Linked DNA regions of Homo sapiens: region 2 is linked to region 1. Evidence: chromatin contacts called from ENCODE Hi-C or POLR2A ChIA-PET data. All regions are on one chromosome and are shown on one strand. Each heading gives the region's core, a stretch centred on a gene start or an enhancer-like site at or near the end of the contact. The rest is flanking DNA. Distances are from core to core; before and after follow the strand shown.

Region 1 (5,961 bases), core at 2,080-4,579:
ACTTCCTATTTTGTGTATAGTAAAATTGAGAAATGTTTACAAATTAGGAGAGGCTAGGAAGGGAAGCCAAGCAGCTCAAAAATGTGATATCAGCTTTGTGATGAAAACTGGTCTTTTCAGCCAAGTGAGTACTTGGACAAAATATCCCTCTCAATGCAAGCTATGCCTTAGATTTTCTAGTTTAAGAGACACTTGTGATACTAAAATTAGTCGGGTGTGGTGGCGGGCACCTGTAATCCCAGCTACTTGGGAGGCTTGAGGCAGGAGAATCACTTGAACCTGGGAGGCAGATGTTGTAGTAAACCAAGATCACGCCATTGCACTCCAGCCTGGGTGACAGAGTGAGACTCTGTCTCCAAAAAAAAAAAGAGACACTTGTAATTCAGTTAGGGGAACTGGGTACATAGTTAGGAAAAGCAGCTCATGGTTTGTTTATACCACTCCCCACTCCCACCACCACCCAGGCACCTCACCCCAGGCAGAAATAGCAGCCTTACAAATTTGAATGTTGTGGCCAGATTCGTGAGCCAGTCCCAGAAAGAGGGAATTCTTTGTAGCCATGGAAGTAATGGATGATCTAACATTACTGACCACTTAATCGCTAGGTACTTTATGTCATTTAATGCTCGCAAAAAGCCTAGGACATTGTTACTATTTTCCCCATCTTGTAGATGAGAATGCTGATGTTCAGAGATCTTATATACCTGCTCAAAGTAAGTCCTGGTGAATCTAGGACTCAAACCCCATCTGAATCCAAACGAGGGAAGGACTCAGTGCCAATTCAAGTCCAACTTTCCCAGGAGCCTTCCCTGTCTCCTCTGACCCACGTCAGCCCCTGTATTTTGACACAACTCTATTACCTGTCATCTTGGCCACAATCTGCACTTATTACCATTGTTTCATGCTGGGCCAGTCTTATTAGCCAATAAGATTGTAAATTTTGGGGAGCAGTGACACTGGGTTGAATTTTGTTTCTGGCTATTTCAGGACAGACAAACTGGGAGAGCTAAACACCTAGAACCACAGCCTGGTCTCCCTAGTCGCGGTAGGTCCGTCACTTCATCCCTAGAAAGTGCCAGTTTGGCTTTACGAGTTTCTAAACCATTCATTGGGAATAGTTTACATGTTATGCTTGCCCTCCTTTGTCAATCTCTTTACTGCTACTGCAGTTGGGTCCAGATATTGCAAATCCTCCCCGAAAGTAACTAATTCTGACTGCATTGTCACAAACTTGGGTTTAGCACAAGAGGGAAAGGTAGCTGAGTTTCCAATTCTGCTTCTCTTTGACTGTAGCTCACCATGCTGCAGGCCCTTCCTCCCATGATGGTGCTAACCAACATAAGCCCTAAGCTCTAATCTCAACCCTCTCCCAAATCCCAACATGTCAGACTAAATAATAATAAGGCCACAGGGCAGGCACACTGAGGCATGTGTGCATCATTACCCAAGTCAAAACCAAGATATATTCCAGGGCAGTTTACGATGCAGAAGTCACCCTTTAATTTAACAAACAAGCAAGAGGGCTGGGTGTTTCCTTCATTTCCCGAAGTAAAGAGCAAAAGCTTTTCTCATAGTAAAAAGCCTGAACCCACTCAACCTGATCCTGTCCTCCCAGTCAACAAGCACATTGATGTCAGTAAGAGTGTCCAGACATATAATCATGTATGAAAGTCAACAAAAGGAAGGCATCATCTCTTTCTGCCACCTCTCCAGAAGATGTGATAGTGAAGGTGTTGTCAGCTAACTGCTTCAAAGGCAAGCAGGGCAGTAGGCTGTTCCATGTCCCCTGGGAACATGAACATTACTTCACACTACGATTTACTGAAACAAAAGCAAACAGGGACCAGCAGAGACAGCTGTGAAATGAGATGGTGACATCTTCCTGATGCCTTTCAGCTGCTTGGATCTCCCCATTTTAAGACAGATAATGAGGCCATCTTAGGCTCAGCCCTTTTCTGATCCCATCTCTTTTCACTACAATGTACCTGTGCAGTGTGCTGATCCCTCCATGTTTTTAAAGGGAAGTTCCTCTGATCAGTGACTCCGTCGGAATATGTCGATGTCTAGCCTCACACTACAGGGTGATGACAGGCAGCCTTTTTTTCCCTCCTCTTAGGTTATACGAGCGTCTTAAACATAGTGGAACTCACAATTCCAGCTTCATTCCAAACTAGTGAGATATTTCTCAGCTGCTTCCTCCACCTGCTCCTGAGGTCCAGAGTACAGGGCATTTGCCTAAGTCAGCATGCTAGGTGATAACCACAAAGCTTTTCCTGCCAACCTTGCCATTTCCAAGCCCTTCTCTAACTGCATTCTCCTCTATTCTAGTCTCAACTCTGCTTGCTATTGGTGGAGTGCTTCTCCAGGGATGCATGTGGAGGAAAAGGAAAAGGAACCAGAGATGAAGGGGACATCCTCCTCCCTGGCACTGTCTCCATCTCTCCACAGTTCACCCATCATCTCCATTGGAAGGAAGGTACTCATGATCTTCACTGGAAGGAAGGCACCCAGAACCGCCCTGCAGAGACCATGAAATTAGTTGAGTGCTTCTCAAGAAATCTGTGATAAAGGGCCCGCTGATTTTTTCTAAAATTTCCAATCTACTATGAATCCTCAATTTTGTAGAATAAACAAAAATGAATTATTAGAAAAGAGTTAAAAATAACAGGCATATAAAATACAAGCTCAACTTTTTTGTTATTATGTCATAAAACTATTCCATCATATTGCTATGAACGTTTCTAAACAATTGCTCTCCATTTCTTCCCTTGTCCACAAACCAGCACGGGTTTGAGTCTCCCTGCTCTAGCTCAAGGTCTTAGCTATTTACTTAACCACTCAGAGCCTTGACCTGTTGTTTCTGCAAGATGGAAGAACAGTCATTACCTCAGCTGGTCAATGATGTCCCACATCTATATAATTCCAGGGACTCATTCCTGATTCTCCCTTAAGTTCTGAAAATATTTCAAAGACAGTAAAATAATGCTGAACTTCTGAGGAGGGTATTTGTTTGCATTTCTTACTGCTGATCTGGAACTACCTAATATTAAAGCACCTTGGAGAGTAATGAAAGAAATACACAAGAGAAGAAGAGGCAAACACTGGTGGGTCACTCACTGTCTCAGGGCTTCCTTTGTGGAACCAATAGGTATTTTGAAAAGCATCCTGAAAACATGTCAAAGGTCTAAGGATTGTTATCATTGGGGCTGGTGAGTCATGGCCCAGACAGACAGTAATACAGGTGCCCAATCGGCTGCTGTCTATCCAAAACATGCCACTGGACTGTGAGGGAGGCAACCCTTAAAATGGTGTGAAATAGAAAAAGAGGACAAACTTGTCTGCAGCACTCAGGAGGCTCAGGGAATTAACCAGGAGGGAACAGTAGCCCGGTTAAAATAGTTTCTGTACTTCCAGAGGAAGCAATTAAATCTCAGCGTCTACCATGGCAAAAGACCGATTGTACTTGAGGAACAAAATCGGGGATGATCATCCTTTAGTGGCGGGAAGCTGGAAAATGAGGTAGGACATATAGGGTGATGGGCAGGACTCTGCTATGGACTGAATATTTGTGTCTCCCTCACCAAATTTATAAGTTGAAACCTAAATCCCCAATGTCATGGTATTTGGAGGTGGGGCCTCCAGAAGTTTTTATATCATTATGGTGGAGCCCTCTTGAATGGGATTAGAGCCCTTATAAGAAAAGACATGACAGAGATGCTCTCTCTCTGGTTTCTGCCATGTGGGGATACAAAGAGAAGATGGCTATTTCTAATCCAGGAAGAGGGCCCTCACTAGACACTGGATCTGCTGACTTCTGAGCCTCCAGAATTGTGAGAGATAAATTTCTGTTATTGAAGCTACCCAGTCCATAGTGGTTTGTTATAGCAGCCTAAACTAAGACTCTATTCCACCAGAAGCAATTTTTAAAATAGCTTTATTGGCATATAATTGGCATCCAATACACTTCATGTGTTTACAATATAAAATTTAATATGCGTTGACACAGGCACACACCTACAAAACCATCACAACAATCAACCATCACCGGCACATCCATCACCACCAAAAAGTTTCCCAGTGCCCCTTTATCATCCCTGCCTCCCTGCTCTTCCTTCCCTACCCACAAGATAAGCACTGACCTCCTTTCTTTCATTATATATTTGTTTGCATTTTCTATAATTTTATATAAATGGAAACATGCAGTATATATGCTTTTTGAGGATGGGGGGGGTCTGGCTTCTTTAATTCAACATAATTATTTTGAGAATCATTCATGTTGTGGTATGTATCAATTGTTCATTCTTTTATATTGCTGAGTAAGTAGTTTTTCACTTATAGCAATTTTACATCTCAAGCAAGGTTACCCTGGGACTAAAATTTTGAGGTGTTAAGGAAAGTTTATAAAAAATGTGGGCTTTCCCTTAGAGCAGAGCTTGCTGCTGCTATCTTGGGAAATAAACCTTTTCTTTGGTCTCAAAATTAAGGACAGTTAATTAAAGAAAAAATAGCCATTTAATATTCTTTAATGATAAAAAGAATTTTGTAATTCCCAGGGACTGTGGGCTGTGAGGAGAGAGAAAGAGGCTTGAGAAACCAGAAACCATCATTTGCATCCAAGGTAAATCTCAACCCATTCTGATTCTCAGTTTCCTATTGTTTGTTTCTGCACTTGTGGTAGTAAATGCACTGAAGAGAATGTTACTATTCCAGTCTTGATTTTGCTTTTGGAATCACTAGAAGGGAAGACTACTCTGCACTGCAATTATATCATTCATTCGTGCATTCATTCATTCAGTCACCATACATGTATCAGTGTCTTCTCTATGCTTGACATCACACTGGGGATAAAGAGACAGATCTAAGGCTTATGGGAAGACTCGGTTCCTGCTTTCACAGAGTTATGGGGTATGCAGGTATCAAGGCTGCAGAGTTTTACAACAGACTGACAGTAAATGAGAGATCAAAGAGATGACAGACAGGTCAAGATGGTGCTGAGGCTCTCAAGTTCCCATCATGGAGACTAGAAGACAGGATTGAATATGGATATGGTGACAGAGGAAGGATTCTGACTCATAGACTATTAGAAAACACAGGCCCCATTGGCAATAACAGAGAATGCAACCCCCAACTCCCCCAAAGGAGCGGTGGGGAAGACTGGAAGATGTAGAGGCATATGGAGCATGGCTCCTGTCTCCAAACACTAGCCTTGAATGTGCACATTGTTGTTTGCACTACCAAAAAGTAAAGAAACCTATTTTCCTTTTTTTTGTTTTTTTCTTTTTTTAAGACAAGGTCTCACTCTGTCGCCCAAGCTAGGGTGCAGTGGCGTGATCACAGCTCACTGCAGCTTTGACCTCCCAGATTCAAGTGATCCTCCCACCTCAGCCTCCTGAGTAGTTGGGACCACAGGTGTGTGCCACCACTCCTAGCTAATATTTTAAAATTTTTGTCTATAGAGATGGAGTCTCCCTATGTTGCCCAGGCTAGGCTTGAACTCCTGGCCTCAAGTGATCCTCCTGCCTTGGCCTCCTAAAGTGCTGGGATTACAGACACACCCAGCCTAGAACCTATTTTTATAAATAGGTGGCAGTAGTCTACAGAAGTTTCCTTTTAAAAAGTGTGTTTGTTCCCAATCCATCTGTCATAAAGTTACACTAAAAGAGCACAAAGGGAAAATAGCAGGACACAAAATTGAATGAGTAAGGTGAGGATTATAATAAAAAATACAAACAACCTATTGCTTAGGAGGAAGGGGATCTAGTGGAGAAATGCCCAAAGAAATACCAGAAAAGCTAAACATCACCTTTTTGTGTCTTCTTCAAAATTTCTTTAGTGAGCATTTTCCTATTCGAGTTTTCAAGAATTATTTTGAAACATATCCTTCATGGGAAGTCATGGATTCTCAGCAGAAGGAAACCAAAATCACCAATCTGAATTTGCCTGCAGTCTAGAGAGAAGCCT
Region 2 (5,859 bases), core at 2,289-4,788, 89 kb after region 1:
ATGTGAATCTATTGCTAGAAAGTATGTTAAAAGTACAGAATAACACATTTTCAAGCATGAAGGCCCCCATCGTCTCCACCCACTCCCATGGATTTTCTTCCCCAGAACTAACCATGGTCAACAGTCCAGCATGTGTCTTTCTAGTCTCCTCCCAATGCCATTACATACATACAAGTAGTGTAATAGTAATGGAGATACAGAGAAGGGACCAGGTGAAAGAATCCACTGCACTCAATAACTGATTAGATAAGGGAGTGGTAGAATGGAAAAGACCAAGTCAAAAAGAAAATGTAGGGGTCAAGCCTGGGTGAAATTTGATAACAGTGCCATGGACAGTAAGTAAAAGGGAGCACAGTAGGAAGAAGAAGGAAAAAAGGAGAAAGGATGATAAGTCTAGTTCTGAACAGTCATCTCCAAAAGTGGGCTGCAGACCCAGGCAGACATCTAGAGAGGCTGGAAACGTTAGGCTGGAGCTGAGAGTGAGGAATGCCGCCTTGTGCAAACGAGCCAACCGCTGGAGCACACAGGAGCATATGGAAGCACCTGGGGGAGTGGGGAGATGAGAAGAGAGGAGAGCCAGAGGCAGATCTTTGGGGGGAAACCTGCCTTTTGAGGTAAGAGAAAAGGAAACAGAACAAAAAGCAGATAAATAATTGGGAAGGTAAGGGGAGATTTCCTTAAAGTGAGAATGGATTACTTTTTATTAAGCTTAAAATAATGAAGTAAAAGATTAAGAGAGAAAGAAGAGTTTAAGTGAATGAGGCAACTCAGCAGTCTGTAGCTAAATAAGGATGAGGTCACTGGTAAATTTTGAGGGTAGCCGTTTCTCCAAGCAGTGAGGGCAGACACAAGATTACACAAATTGGAGGAGCAGGTGGGGTGAGGGGGAGTGAAGCAGCAAGGCATGTCCCGCTTATTGTCAGGACAGGCCAAACTATGTGGCAATCCCAGAATAAATCCTCAAATCTCAGTGGTTTCACATGATAAAGGCTTACCTTTTGTTCACGTAAAGTCTGATGCAGGTCAAATAGCTTCCTCCATCTTGTAGCTGTACCTTTGGGGGCACATGGCAGAGGAAGCAAGAACAAGGGAAGTAAGACATTGGTTCTTTATTGCCCCAGTGTGGAAGCCACACATATCACCCCTGCTCATGGTTCATCTGCTAGAATGAGTTCCACGGCCTCACCCAAACAATACACCACATAGAACATCTGGTGAACACAGACTGCTGCAGACACCTTGTTCAAGAGATCAGGAAGTTAATAAATGGGGAAAGTAACCAAGAGGAGGGAGCCTGTGTTCATGCAAGGGACAGAGACTGCCGCATATTGAGGGGAGGGAGGACAAAGGTAGAGAGGATTAAAGTTATCGAGGCCTGGAGGAATCCTGAGTCTATCCCCTGATATCATAGTTGGCCCTCTCATCCTTACATCATCTGCCCTTGAGAAGCAACCTGCCTACGATCACCTCACAACCCCTGATAGAAATGTTGCCCACAGCCTTTTTCTACATGTTTTCAAGCACACAAATCAACACCAGAAACCACTCATCCAATAAAGGCTATTGGAATGGATTCAAGACCTTCCTGCAAGGTGAGATAACCATGCCTTACACTCACAGTTTCCTGAAGGCTTTAAAATACATGACTTCGGTTGATCGTTATTATAATGGTATGAGACACATGTGGCCTGTAGAATTATTACTACTATCATATCACCATTCTTATTTTACAGATGAGAAAGCTAAGGTGTAGAGAAAGCAAATGACTTACCCAAGGCCATGTGCTGAAGCTGGAATTTGGTTCTCATACACCCTCTCCTCTGTGAGCAAAATGCTGTCTGATTTGTTCTGTGCTTTTGAGGGCAGATTTAAAATGGTTGATACACCCTGCAGAAAGTGGGCAATGAATAGCTTTGTTATACTTTGTTTATAACAATTACATGAAGGAAACTGTTTCAACAACTTCTACTCCAATTTTGGACTCTAGCTAAGTTTGTATTATATATTTAGTCCCACTTCTATTTGCAAGCAGACTTAAATTGGCATAAGAGGCTGGGAGCGGTGGCTCATGCCTATAATCCCAGCACTTTGGGAGGCTCAGGCAGGTGAATCACCTAAGGTCAGGAGTTCAAGACCAGTCTGGCCAACGTGGTGAAACCCCATCTCTACTAAAAATACAAAAATTAGCCAGGCGTGGTGGTGGGTGCCTGTAATTCCAACTACTTGGGAGGCTGAGGCAGGAGAATCATTTGAACCCGGGAGGCGGTGGTTGCAGTGAGCCAAGATCACGCCACTGTACTCCAGCCTGGGTGACAGAGCCAGACTCCATCTCACCAAAAAAAAAAAAAAAAAAAAAAAAAAAAAAAAAAAAAGGCATAAGAAGTGAATGGCACCGTAGCCCAGCTCCATTCCACATGCACCCTTCTACAGAGGCATTTTGCTAGTGACCCAAGGTCAAACTGGTTGGGCATGATGAGCTGATGGTGTGTGCTGTGCCTGGGCCAGTCCTTTCTCTGTACATCTGTGATGTTTTCTTTTCACTAGGAGTCTCAAAAATGCTACAACATGAAGGAAATGGTGCAGTCACCTCTCACTGGGTGCTAATATGTTCCTGGTGCTTTGTACACACTGTCCCCCTGGGACCTCACAGAAGGCTTGCAAAGTAGTTACTCTCAGTTTACAAAGTTCAGAGAATTTAGGTGAATTATCCAACACTCTGCAGCTACATATAGCATGCCTGGATTCAAAGCTAAGCCCATCTCTCATCAAGGCTGGTGCACTTTCGACTAGCTCACTGAAACTCCTGGCTGAGGAACATGATGGGGAAAATGAAAATAAATAAAAAATAACTGTCTTAGAGCATTGCACGAAATCAACTTTCTAATAGAGTCTATTTTCTCAAGGAAAGTATACAGGGAGGAAGAGGTGGATGGGTAGATGGATGGATGGAGATAGAGAGAGAGAGAGAGAAAGAGAGAGAGAGAGAGATGGATGCTGTAGATACTCTCCGGCACATCTTATACCTGCTTTAAATATCTGAAGCTACGTTGTCCTATGTTTTCAGAGCCATTGATCAATGCCAGGATGAGCCCAGGACAGGGCCCTGGGAAATGGCAGCCAAGAAGTGAGAGAAAAGCAAGAGAGAGGTGCCCCAAGCACCAAGAGCAGAGAGGAGATCCTATTGCTTTCCCTACCAACATCCCCAGTCTATTTAACAGATTGCTTTTAGATTTTTATTTTCTTGTAGTGATTTAAACACTTTAAATATTTGTATTTGGAGATAAAGGAAGAATTCCAAAGGTTTTGCATAAAATAACCATCATGAACCTGTTTTTCATTTTTTCTAAAGCCTGTCCTGGGCTACAGGGGTGAAGACACTTGGCCACTGAGGCTCAGGCAGGTCCTTTTCCGTGCTGCTTGCAGGAAGGAGATGGCAGCCCCACATGGTAGAGGCCCTCAGCTCCTTTGCTTCCTTGGCTACCAGAGCCTATTTCCAGCTTCACCTCACAGCCATGTGTGAACACGGCCCCGATGCCTGGAACAATCTCTGCGCCCACATTTGCGTGCCAAGGTGTGTGTACGTGAGGCCCTGCTCAGGCTGCGATGAAAATGCGAAGCACCTACTATTTTCAGCCTGAGCAGCTGCCAGGGCTTCTCAGCCAAGTTGGTGGAGGCAGCTCTCCACGCCCAAGCTGCCTGGTGTGAAACATGAAGAAAGCATCTGGGGTGGTCAAAACCTTCAAGCTTTCTGGAAACATGAGTTTCCAACACTCCACTTCAGTGTTATCCCTACAGAAACAGATACCTTTCCTTTTTACCAAAGCTCCTTGGAAGGAGCCACAATGGTAGTTTTATCTTCCACAGGTTTCTCTGAAGTACAGTGTGATGGAGGGACAGGGGTTGGCCTCTCCCCACCCCAGGCTCCCAAAGCATATACAGATTCAGGATGCTACAGGGAGAAATCGGAATGCTGTGTATGATGGGTACTAGCTCAGAGTCCCAGCCTAGGCAACAACTGACTCCCAGAGCAGGACTTGGGGGAGCCATTCTGTTCCCTCCCAACCCCAATTTTAAGATATGGCTCAAGTCACTGAAGGACCAGGATTTCATTTCCCTTTGTCCTAAAATGACTCCAAAAGAAAGAGTGAAAGTCATTGAGTTCAAAGAGGCCCCTTGGAAACAGGTGTGGACTATGAGGAATAGGCCAATGGGGTCCCTGGCTGGCCCTCTGAATAGGATACCCACCTAAAAGGCTTTGCCTGGGTCCTGTGGGTCCAGCCCACACCTGCGGGGAGATGGAAGGTCGTGTACTTCCCGTAAAAGGATGTGAAGCACAGTGCTTTAGCAAGGGATGGTCCAAGCCAAGACATGACGTGCCTGGAGAAACAACCGAAGTTCCACCCCTAAACCAAAGATAAGTTATGCTACTTCCGCCAGTGCCCTCCTCCCAGCAGAAACCTGTTAGTTTGACAAAACAGAAACCCAGTCCAGGCCAAGGCCAACCTAGCTGCCTGTAAATGGGAAAGGAATCTATGGGTGGGGAAGGGAGGTGGCAGAGGGTTCATTTCAGGCTCCCATGAAAGAGAAAGCTGGTCTTTAGTGCCTTGGCCACCATTTCCACGCTGCCCTCAGCACATTCTGTTGCCCTAGCCTAGCCATTACAATTGCCCAGTGGCCTTTCTTGGGCTACAGATCTTTGCTTTGTTCAACTGAGGAAAGCAGAGACATTCAGTAACACAGAAAGTAACCCGACAGAGCTGGCTCAGAGCCTGGATCTGCTGACTTCTAGCCCCATGGTCTTCCCCAACAGAATGTAGATGACCCACCCTGTCTCTTCAGTCACAAAGGGCTCTATTGACAAAAATATCCCCAGGACCTCTGCGACGGCACTCAGTAATGTAATCATTTCTCTGAGTTGACTGAGATTCCAACTTCAAGGACACGTGACGAGGTGATGGCCAGTCACCTGACTGGTGATCCTTTCCTCTTTCTTTAGGAGTGAAATACAGGGGAGAGAGCACCTTCCCACTCAGTAGTGAAGCTGAAGCAAGAGGCCCAAAGTGACTGGGCTAAACGTCATGCAGCAGGAGGAGCTGGAGGTGAAAGAAGACACCCAGTGCACCCCCCTGTTCACAGCAAGTCTCATTTCTCACCCCTTCACCTTGCAGATGGTGAACACATATCTGCCAGCCCTGCGCCCAGCATCCCAGCCAAAGTGCTTTTCCCTCCCACTCCCTCACTCTATAGAGATGCACCATCCCAACCCTGCAAAGGGCCAGCCAGCTGATGCATTAAGTTCCAAGGGCAGGAGCCAGGCTTTTTAGATTCTTGCCTCCAGTAACATTACGTGACCTCAAAGTTTTAACTCAAATAGAAGTTTTTTCAGAAACAAGGCCTCACTCTCTGTCATCCAGGGTTCAGTCTGGAACTCCTGGGCTCAAGCAATCCTCCCGCCTCAGCCTCCTGAGCAGCTAGGACTACAGGCCTGTGCCACCATACCTGGCTAATTTTTGTATTTTTTGGTAGAGACGAGGTCTCAGCATGTTGCCCAGGCCAGTCTCAAACTCCTGGCCTCAAGTGATCCTCCCGCCTTGGCCTCCCAAAGTGCTGGGATTACAGGTATGAGCCACCGTGCCCGGCTCAAGTAAAAGTTTAAACCAGGGCTGAGGAGTTGCGGGGCAGGTAGGACAGGAGGCTGGCATCTCTTGGAAGTTGTACTGCCTCCCTGGGAGGAGGTCTTGTCGCTCACAGCTGCACAGGAGGCTCTGTCCGCAGGCCCAGAGCCCCTCCGGGTGTTTCTGTCCAGCACTAAGCTCCTTTGCCCCTAAGTATGACAGGTCACTGGAAGCCTCTTGAAAC

Evidence for each region. Hi-C counts contacts between places; a loop is a spot of excess contacts on that map. ChIA-PET counts read pairs that join two places held with the same protein, here RNA polymerase II (POLR2A). Pooled maps may share reads with other maps.
Region 2: a loop to region 1 is called in a map of Right ventricle myocardium inferior, with 8 times the contacts of the local background. The contact joins the enhancer-like site here to the promoter of EGLN3-AS1 in region 1. A Hi-C loop is called at or near these places in 1 of 168 maps with a recorded cell type or tissue (Right ventricle myocardium inferior) and 4 of 50 pooled maps. POLR2A ChIA-PET finds 5 or more read pairs at or near these places in 3 of 52 experiments (BJ, OCI-LY7 and activated naive CD4-positive, alpha-beta T cell).

What each region holds. Positions count from the first base shown.
Region 1 is chr14:34,036,652-34,042,612 of GRCh38, forward strand. EGLN3-AS1 (EGLN3 antisense RNA 1) reads left to right here and starts at 3,330. Exons shown (of 3, transcript NR_184209.1): 1 at 3,330-3,519; 2 at 4,554-4,618. The region is part of intron 5 of LOC102724945 (a long non-coding RNA gene); the gene reads right to left.
Region 2 is chr14:34,125,258-34,131,116 of GRCh38, forward strand. LOC102724945 (a long non-coding RNA gene) reads right to left here. Exons shown (of 9, transcript XR_001750942.2): 3 at 1,772-1,887; 4 at 996-1,054. Among named protein-coding and RNA genes, the nearest start is that of EGLN3-AS1, 88 kb to the left of the region's middle. Within about 2 kb of position 3,539, at least 4 of the 41 ENCODE cell types and tissues checked have a DNase peak (open chromatin) inside an H3K27ac peak, as active enhancers do.